2 separate regions of the Homo sapiens genome follow, and region 2 is linked to region 1. Evidence: chromatin loops called from intact Hi-C (ENCODE). Cell type or tissue: Calu3. All regions are shown on one strand. Each heading gives the region's core, and the rest is flanking DNA. Links, peaks and the distances in the headings are about the cores only. Region 1 has its middle 120 kb from the start of CTTNBP2. Region 2 has its middle 74 kb from the start of LSM8.

Region 1 (5,389 bases), core at 326-5,325:
ATTACATTACAGTGAAATGAATTCTGTCATAGGCATAGGCACAGGATGTTTTTGCAATACAAGGGAGAATCTGAGAAGGAAACTATCTGACTTGAAGGGGTGTAAAGGGACAAGGGAAGGTATCTAGAGGAATCTAAACCATGAACCATATCTAAAGGACAAATAAGAGTGATTGTGGAGGGTGGGGCAGAATAGGGAGATGGGGCAGAATCCCGTTTCTGTCCCTCTCCCTTTAATGTTTAGGAAACAGCCAGTGTTTCAGTACTGCTGGAGTTTGGGGTCTGTGTCAGGATGTGGATGAGCTTCTAATATCTCAGCTACATGAATCATAGAGTTATTTGTGGAGCTTTATGCCTTGGAGTCAAACAACTGACTACAACAAACAACTAGCCTCAAGTTCAGGTCTTGATTCCAAATCTGAAAAGAATATTGATCATACCAGTAGAGTAGTACAAAGCTCCAGTGGAAAAACAAATTAGAGAGTTCATTGCAGTTGAAAATGTTGGATACTGCATTGCCAGAAAAGGACAAGGAATTATTGAAAGTTCCCTTTGTACTTCAAGGGGAACTTCTCTACTCTCTTTCCAAAGAATTTCTCTATTGGCTTGAAGACACTAAATAGGCAAGTACTTAGAAACTGAATAATTCATTGTGCCTATTTCACTTAGTATATGTGTACACTGGTTTTGCTTAGATACTGAGAAGGCAATGTGGGTTGGAACTCATTCACACCATTGATTTGAGTATGCCTTTTTGGGAGTTGAGAGTTTAAGCTTCTTGTCTTTCTCCTTGTAAGTCTCTCATCCTAATAATGATCATTTTTATTCTCTGAGGCCTCTCCAAGAAATCTAAACTGAAAGGTTCAGAGTGCCACAAAATAAAATTAAGGTTTTCAGGTAATGCTTCCTTCAGAACTTGGTAGAAATTTTATTAGCATTGAAGGTGGAGAGAGGAGAGGCACTCTATGGTAAGGTTCAGAGCTCAGGTATAGGAGAAAAGATTGAAAGGACTCTCAAGACCAGGCATGGGAGACTCACCTCCCTTCCCTCTATCCCAAGTACGATCTTCACTCATCTTTTCTTGCATCCTCCATTTGAGATGAAAATGTTATCTAGGCATCAGGAGATGAAGATCTAGAAAAAGTTGTTTTAAACACTTAATTCTAGACCTAGAGATGTCCACATTTCCTCTTAATTTATGCTCATCCCTGGGCACTCTTGGAATGTAAATCTGATTAGTGAATGGCTTCCTACTCTTCCTCAAACTTTGGTCATGGCCTACAAGTCTCCATATCACTGCTTACTTCTACAGATACAACCTGGCAACTCTGGAGTTCACTCAAGGTGATCCAGCCCCATGCTAGCCCATTCTCAATCTCTTAAGTATGTAAATTTCTCCAGTCTTACGGCCTTTGCACTTGCTGGTTCTTCCACCTGAAGTATTCATTCCATGGTTCATGACATTTTTGTTGTCTTTTGCTTCAGGTCAACAGAATGGTCTTTCCTAATCATCCTAGGCTCTCATTTCCAGGTGCCACCATTGCCCTTTGATTCCACTATAACTACCAGCTGGTTTTCTGGTTTGTCTGTCTCTCCCAGAATGCCACTGGTTCTCAAAGCCTTTAAAATATGAGTGTCTAGGTTATACTCAAGATATTTTGATTTGTGTGTTCTGGAGTTGCAGACTGGTCATCAAGAATTTTAATAGCTCCTTGGGTGATTTTAATGAGCAGACAAGATTGAAAACCACTGCTGTGGACCATTGGTTCTCAAAGTGTGGTCCCCAAACAACAGTATCGACATCATCTGTGAATGTGTTATAAAGGCAAATTCCCTGGCTCACCTCAGGCCACCTTGAATTAGAATCTCTCCTTGTGATTCTGAGGAATGCTAAAATTTAAGAACTGCTAGTCTAGAATAAAGTCCCTGAGGGTTATTCTTTGGTATCCAGATATTCTGCAGTGTCTTTGACCTAGAAGGTGTAATAGATATTTGAATCAGCAAATGAATAATCAGTAATAATCATAATCAACAAATGAATAAATTACATAAATGATACAATGAAGGAATGACTTTTTCTTGCAGAATTGAATGCACATGATTTGATTTCAATGCACATCTTTCTACTAGGACCTCAGGATAAATTTGTTCTACTAGCCCTCATTGAGAAATTATGTCATAGCAGAGATAGAAGAGCAAAAAATAGTGTGATTTTCTGAACTGCTGCCCCAGCAACTCTCTTTCTCAGCCTCATTTATTTCGTTCCTGTCACTATAGCACTGAGTGTTTTGACAAGTGTGCTATTTTCACTTCCATGACTTGCACCTCTAATTCAAAGGTGACAAAGTGGAGAGGCTATTTATTAGATTTTATTGGTAACAGATTAACCATACATTTGTTTTCCTTTAATTTCCCAGTGAGTGGGTCACTAATGAGTTGCCCAGTCAAATTAGGGGATGCCTACCTTTTCTTGGATGAGCTTCCATGCATTGCATGTGAACAGTCTTCTGCTAGAAGCCCAGTGTTGCTATTATCTGCACCTCCTCCCTAGCACCATCTGGAAACCTCACCACCCTCAGAATGCAAGGTGCATCCTTCTCCACTCTTACACATTTTATCATGCTGAGAATGCTCAGACACTGGGAGACCTGTCATGATTGGCTTGCTAGAGAAAAAAAGAAAATATAATCTCCTCTAATTCTAGTGTGAAGTTGATATATAAGCTAGACAGAAACAATGATATTAGTTCAAGCTGCTTAGAAGTGAATTATGCCTTCCCTTGGATAGAGTTTCTAACAAACCAAAAGCTGCTGCTGGGGGTGGATGCTAATTCTGTAGCTCAGACTTGTTTCTGTTATTATTCTCTATAATGAATCACTCTCCCAGACCCTAGAAAGAAATAATGCTACAGCTTTACATTGGCTGAAATGGCTGTGCCTGCAATCTCCTCCCTTGCCCAGGGGTGCTCTGGAGAGCTTTCCTTCCAGATCACAGGGTCCTAATTGGTGTGCATTTCAATGGCTTTCCTGTAGGGGCAGCAGCAGCAGCTTTTGAAGGACACAGCAAGGACTTGCTTAGCAAAGATGATCTCCTCCCTCCCCTTCTTGTCCTCAGTGGTTGAAATTCTCAGCTGTAGTCACTCCTTTAAAAGGCAGGAGGATAATTACAGTTTGGGTAAATTTCTTCCTGGCTATCTCCTTCTCTGATTCTTGTTTCCATCTTCTAATGTTACTGAGGATTAGCTTAACATAGATAAATCATTTCAAAACCTTGAGGGGGATGGGGAAAAAAAGGAAAAGATCCAGGCAGAGAAAATGAGATTGAGATCACAAATACAATCATGGGCTGATATGGTTTGGCTGTGTCCTCTCCAAAATCTCAACTTGAATTGTATCTCCTAGAATTCCCATGTGCTGTGGGAAGGACCTAGGGGGAGGTAATTGAATCATGGGGCTGGTCTTTCCTGTGCTATTCTCATGATAGTGAGTAAGTCTCACAAGATCTGATGGGTTTATTCGGGGTTTCTGCTTTTGCTTCTCCCTCATTTTCTCTTGCCACCACCATGTAAGAAGAGCCTTTCACCTCCCGCCATGATTCTGAGGCCTCCCCAGCCATGTGGAATTGTAAGTCCAATTAAACCTTTTTTTTGTTCCCAGTTTCAGGTATGTCTTCATCAGCAGTGTGAAAATGAACTAATACAGTAAATTGTTACTGGTAGAGTGGGGCATTGCTGAAAAGATACCTGAAAATGTGGAAGTGACTTTGGAACTGGGTAACAGGCAAAGGTTGGAACAGATTGAAGGGCTCAGAAAAAGACAGGAAAATGTGGGAAAGTTTGCAACTTCCTAGAGACTTGTTGAATGGCTTTGCCCAAAATGCTGATAGTGATATGGAAAATAAAATTCAGGCTGAGGTGGTCTTAAAAAGAGATGAGAAACTTACTGGGAACTGGAGCAAAGGTGACTCTTGTTATGTTTTAGCAAAGAGACTGGTAGCATTTTGCCCCTGCCCTAGAGATTTATGGAACTTTGGACTTGGGAGAGATGATTTAGGGTATCTGGTGGAAAAAATTTCTAAGCAGCAAAGCATTCAAGAGGTAACTTGGGTGCTGTTAAATGCATTTAGTTTTAGAAAGGAAACAGCATAAAAGTTTTGAAAATTTGCAGCCTGACAATGTGATAGAAAAGAAAAACCCATTTTCTGGGGAGAAATTCCAACCAGCTGCAGAAATTTGCATAAGTAGCAAGGAGCCTAATGTTAATCCCCAAGACCATAGGGGAAATATCTCCAGGCCACGTCAGTGAACTTCCCGGCAGCCCCTCCCATCACAGGCTCAGAGACCCAGGAGGAAAAAGTGGTTTAGTGGGCTGGGCCCAAGGACCCTGTGCTTTGTGCAGCCTAAGGACTTGGTGCCCTCTGTCCCAGCTGCTCCAGCCATGGCTGAAAGGGGCCAATGTATAGCTCAGGCTGTGGCTTCAGAGGGTGGAAGCCCCAAGCCTTGGCAGCTTCCGTGTGCTGTTGAGCATGTGGGTGCACAGAAGTCAAGAATTGAGGTTTGAGAACCTCTGCCTAGGTTTCAGAAGATGTATGGAAATTCCTGGATGCCCAGGCAAAAGTTTACTGAAGGGGCAGGGCCCTCATGGAGAAACTTTGCTAGGGCAGTGCAGAAGGGAAATGTGGGGTCAGAGCCCTCACACAGGGTCCCTACTGGGGCACCACTTAGTGGAGCTGTGAGAAGAGGGCCACTGCCCTCCAGATCCCAGAATGGTAGATCCACTGACAGCTTGCACTATGCATCTGGAAAAGCCACAGATACTCAACACCAGCCTGTGAAAGCAGTGAGGAGTGAGTCTGTACCCTGTAAAGCCACAGGGGTGGAGCTGCCCAAGACAATGTGAACCCCGCTTTCGCATCAGCATGACCTGGATGTGAGACCTGGAGTCAAAGGAGATCATTTTAAAGGAGCTTTAAGATTTGACTGCCCTGCTGGATTTCAGACTTGCATGGGCCCTGTAACCCCTTTGTTTTGGCCAATTTATCCCATTTGGAACGGCTGTATTTACCTAATACCTGTACCCTAATTGTATCTAGGAAGTAACTAGCTTGCTTTTGATTTTATAGGCTCATAGGCAGAAGGGACTTGCCTTGTTTCAGATGCTACTTTGGACTGTGGACTTTTGGGTTAATGCTGAAATGAGTTAAGACTTTGGGGGACTGTTGGGAAGGCATGATTGGTTTTGAAATGTGAGGACATGAGATTTGGAGGGGTCAAGGGTGGAATGATATGGTTTGGCTGTGTCCCCACCAAAATCTCAACTTGAATTATATCTCCCAGAATTCCCATGTGTTGTGGGAGGAACCCAGGAGGAGGTAATTGAATCACGGGGGCC
Region 2 (5,389 bases), core at 173-5,172, 120 kb after region 1:
CATTCTAGTGTCAGAAAGTTAGTTCTTAAAAAGGTGATTAGGACAGTAACAATAAAAGAAGACTGGATAAACCCATGAACATACCTCAAGGTGAGTAGACATCCACTGAAGATACCTAAAATATCTGATGACAATTATGCTTTTGCAATAAAATGTATATGAACATGTAGCCACAACTATCACTTAAATGGGTAAAATAAACCATGAAGTTTAGAATGGTTGGAAGATTTCCTGAATATAAAACCTTCTACATAACAGATCTCTTATTCAGGTGATTCTTGAAAGCCTGATGGTCACAGTTTGTTTAGAATTTAGAATTATCATTTTCTGGAGACCTAATTTCAGGAATCCAGGATTCCAAGCATGAGTGTCTTTTTAAGTTGGCTTTTTAAAGATAAAATATCTAGATGATTTGTATACCTGATATCTCTGTTTTCTGGTTTTGAATTGTCAAGTGTGTTAACTGACATCAAAAGACACAGTATCAGACTCAAAGTAATAGAACTACAGCCTGTAAAATTAAGGAAGATGATATCAAGAATATTTAGGTATATCAAGTAGAGTAGTTTTTCTGGGCAGAATAAGATCAATATATATTTAAATCAATATGAAGGAGGCTTTCTTTGGCTGTAATTCACAGGCTCATTTATCTGCTGTCTGCCAATTATTGAAAGCACCTTAGTTGGCTTTTCAATGTTTCTAGTCATTTCTTAGTGTTCTAAAATTTTTTTTTCTATATTGCCTGAGAAGAATGATAAAAAATTATATTTGCACAGCTGCATCCTGTGTTGTCAGCATTAAATACTTACAGATGTCTTTTTTCCAATCAGAAATAAGTAATTTTCTAAATTATTTCCAAAATAAAAACTCTTCTTTAAAAAAAAAAATCTCAACTTCTAGATAGCCATGGTTTGAATTTAAATATGAAAATCTTTTTGCTTCGAAGTTTATCTTCCAAACATGCAAATTTTATAAACTGATTTCTGATACAAGTAGTGTCTGGAAATACTAGTTTTTATCTATAAACATAATTATTAATAATATCAAGTGATAGTTTTCAAGGATACTTTAGAAATAAGGTAAGTATTCTCAATTTTCTGTTGAGGAAACTTGGGCCCAGGGCAGACAATTAACTTTCTCATTGCTACAGAGCTAGGAGTTAGGGTCTGAACCTAAGTCTCTTACTTCAAAATTCACATGCTTGCCCAGAAAGGTTTTGTTTTGAACAAAAATTTAAATGACTGCTTGCATGTTATTTGAAATACTTTCATATTATAGTTATGAAGTTTCAGTCATTGTAAGAAATAGACTCCACAAACATCCAACAGGGATATTTTTTCTGGCAGGATTATGGTTTAGTTTCACTACCTTTATCACCATCAAAGAATAGATATCAAATTCTTATGCATAAACAGCATGGTAGATCTTGCCCTCTAGAAATTGTGGCAATATGAAAACAATATAATTCATACTGCTTTTAGTCTTTTTAAAATGAAAAACTTCATAGCTGCATTTACTATACACACACATCCATACACGTGTGTATACATATAAATTAGTAATTATCAAATTTATTCTTAAATATTTATGTATCTCAAATAGGAAGTCACTAATTAATATTTTTCCTTAAAACATTTCTATTTATAAATATAAAATATTTCCTCATCAGCTGGAAGCCATCATTCTGAGCAAAATATCACAAGGACAGAAAACCAAACACCGCATGTTCTCACTCATAAGTGGGAGTTGAACAATGAGAACACATGGACACAGGGAGGGGAACATCACACACCGGGGCCTGTTTGGGGGTGGGGGGCTGAGGGAGAGATAGCGTTAGGAGAAATACCTAAGGTATATGATGAGTTGATGGGTGCAGCAAACCAACATGGCACATGTATTCCTATGTAACACACCTGCACGTTGTGCACATGTACCCTAGAACTTGAAGTATAATGAAAAATAAATAAATAAATAAATAAATAAATAAATAGCAAAAAAGAATTCCTCTTCTTCTTCTAAATGTTCATTCAACATTCAGCCAAATTGTCATTGCTAGTTAAATGTTGGAAAGGGAGTCTTTCTGTGATGAATAGTATTAGAATGTTATCAGTTGGTATTCTCTGATTGCAAGATATAGAAAACAACTGATTATCTCTGGCAAAAAAAGAAAGTTAAAGGACATAAGGTGGCTCCTAGAGGTGAAAGAAAAGTTGAGGAACCGATCTCAAAAACAGCAGGAATGAAGGCAGGTTCAGGAAATGAGGGACACTGTCTTTGGTGGGCAACCTCCTCAATGAACCAGCATTAACCACATACTGTCTTCAGTCACTTAGCTCACAATTAATATACCAGAGAGAGAGAGAGAGAGAGCATAATTCACTTCCTTTGGGGCACAGGTCCATTTGCTGTCAAGGGAGTTTAAGGTACTTTAACTTCCCCCTTACAGACTGTACACAATCAGGAATAAATAATTTCCTCGGGACAAAATAGGTGTGTCTTACCCAAAGAAGGGCTAATGAGTACTGGGAGGCAAAAATAAATAAACAAAAATAAAAAATCTCAATATAATAATTGTAGCATGTAATTTTCTTAGTTTTTTTTTAAATAAAGAAATCAAGATTTGCTCTTCCTAATGCTGAATTTCTGTTACAGTCACAGATCAGTTAATGATGGGGATACACTGTGAGAAATGTGTCATTAGGTGATTTCGTCATTGTGCGTCATTGTGCAAACATCATGGAGTGTAGGTACACAAACCTAGATAGTACAGCCCACTTCATACCTAGGCTTCATGGTAAAGCTTATTGCTCCTAGGCTACAAACCTGTATAGCTTGTTACTGTACTAAAAACTGAAGGCAACTGTAACTCAATGGTTAAGTATTTGTGTATCTAAACATAGAAAAGGTACAGTAAAAATACAGTATTATAATCTTATAATCTTATGGTTCCACCATCGTGTATTCAGTCCATCGTTGACTGAAAGGTCACATGAATGTGTTTTGACAGCCATTTTTTTAACCAAATATAAAAACAGCGACTTTTTAGATGTACTTAACATTTTCAATGCTACCAAAACAAGGAAATGAAAAATTTCTATAATTAGTTTGCATTTTCAGAATCTACAGAAGATATCTTCAATTTCAAAATGTAAGATTTTTATTTCCAAAGTACTTTTTTTTTGGTGTGGGAGACTGAAGTAGTCACCTAGGAACTTAATTTTATTTCCTATTTTTCCTGTCCTTCTCTCTCCAGCCTCTCACACACCCAATTTGGCTCATTTTTTTTTCATATGTAACTTCTGAGAAAACCATAGTTTCTGTGTTGCATGTTCTGTTTTTAGTCTCAGCATCTAAAGCTTCTTATTCAGATGCTCATCATTACCAGCCTTTCTAGATAATATTTTACTTTAAAAGTAAAAATCATTTGACCTTAGTATATTCAACTTGACTTTTTAAAAGCTTTTTTTTTTTTTTTTTTTTTTTTTTTTGTCAACTCAGGGTTCTTTTCTTTTTAGCAACTCCTGTGAACTTTCTAACTCTGAAACCTATGCAGGAAAATGTATCTATTTTTACCATCTGCCTGTCTCACATTGTATTATTAGGAAAGAACTTTTCAGTATGAATTTCATGAGATGAAGCGGGTGACTAATTCCCATTACAGGATTGCAGGATGACTTTCTTAATACTTCTTCCCCTTATTACTGAAGATTCCTCCGCTCTGTGGTTTGTTGCTCTACATCAACTGCTATTTAGAAAAAGTTTAAGATAAATACAGAGTTAATTTTAAAAATAATGACTTTTTGGAGTGCTTCTTGAGTGCAGGTGATGTTCTGTTTCTTGATCTAGGTTCTGGCTACATGCTGTATTTGCTTAGTTTGTGAAAGTTTCTGCAGTTGTATACTTATGATTTGTGCACTTTTCCTCAATTAAAGTGTACTAGAAAATACTGCTTAAAAAGAAAAATCACTCTTTGTTAAATTTCAATTCTATTTTGGTGCTTTTTGTCATTGAGGTGTTCATTATTGTTTAATTGATCTATTAGAGCTCTTCCAGCAATTCAAGTCAAAATCCTTGGAGTCATCCTTGACTCCTCTATTTTTATTACACTTATATCCAATATGTAGGCAAATACTCTCAGCAGCACCTTCAATATAAATCCATAATCCTACCACTTCTCCCCACTTCATTGCTACCACCTAGATATCTTCAATTTCAAAATGTAAGATTTTGTCATCTTTTGTATAGATTCTTGCAAGGCCAAGCAAATGGTCTCCCTTCTCCCATACTATCCTTATCCCTCATTCAGTCTATAGAGCACACAGCAGCCAGAGAGATCGTATCCAATTGTAGGATAAATTATATGATTCCTCTGTTCCCAGCTCTCCAGAGGCTTCACATTTTACTCCAAGTAAAAGCCAAAATCATTACTGTGACTCACAGCATCCTGTACAATTGGCCCAGGGTGACCTCTCTGGTATCTCCTACTACTCATCTTTTCACTCACTCTGCCTCACCAAGGTGGCCCCTTTGGTCCTCTTTCAACACAGTAGACAGCCTCTGTATCAAGTTCTTCGCAGTCACAGTTCTCTCTGTCTTAAAAACTCTTCCTCAAGATATTCATTCACATGGCTCACTCTTCTCACTTTAGGTAATGTGACCTCATTGAGACTTTCCCTGACCATTGTAAAATTACAACTGTTTCCCTCCAGCACTCCCTATATCCTTTCCCTGCTTTGCTTTTAGACTTATGACCATTTAATGTTATATATATATATATATATTTACTTATATACAGAAAACATAAATATAGATACAGATACAGTCAAGCCTCCATATCCATGGGTTTCAGGTCTGTGAACTGAGCCAACCCAGATTCAACCACTGCAGATTCAGCCAACTGAGGATTAAAAATATAAAGATAAAAATAAATAATAATACAATAATAAAAATAATACAAATAGAATAATACAATATAACAACTATTTACATAGCATTTACATTGTATTAGGTATTAAAAGCAATCTAAAGATGATTTAAAGTATATGAGAGGATGTGTGTTAGTTACATGCAATACCGCACCCTTTTATACAGGGGCTTGATCATCTGCAGCTTTTAGTAATCTGCAGTGGTCCTGGAACCATTCCCCTTTTAGATACTGTGGGCTGACTGTACACATATGTATAGACATGGTCAGCAATAGATTGTTTTATATATCTTTAGTAATCCTTTGCAAGCCACAAGAATTGCATTTCTGAAAAAATACTATGATTATTAAAACCATGGTTAGCAATAACAAGGTCTCAGAAAATAGATGATACATTTTAAAAATAATCAAAATAACATTACATATGTAGATCTGAAACACAGTAAATAGAAGTTATAGAAGGCA

The links. A loop is a pair of places that touch in the nucleus more often than their neighbours do. Peaks named below come from ENCODE experiments on the same cell type or tissue, not always from the same donor. Only the 100,000 strongest peaks of a DNase experiment are listed, where the experiment ranks them.
Region 2: it touches region 1 in a loop (2.0-fold over the local background); 6 of 110 quality-filtered maps call a loop at or near these places.

Annotation. Positions count from the first base shown.
Region 1 is chr7:117,990,581-117,995,969 of GRCh38, forward strand. No RefSeq gene overlaps it. Among named protein-coding and RNA genes, the nearest start is that of CTTNBP2, 120 kb to the left of the region's middle. In Calu3, for the core only: a CTCF peak has its summit at 3,017; a DNase peak (open chromatin) is centred at 3,031.
Region 2 is chr7:118,107,067-118,112,455 of GRCh38, forward strand. No RefSeq gene overlaps it. Among named protein-coding and RNA genes, the nearest start is that of LSM8, 74 kb to the right of the region's middle. In Calu3, for the core only: no CTCF peak of the experiment used is centred there; a DNase peak (open chromatin) is centred at 2,735.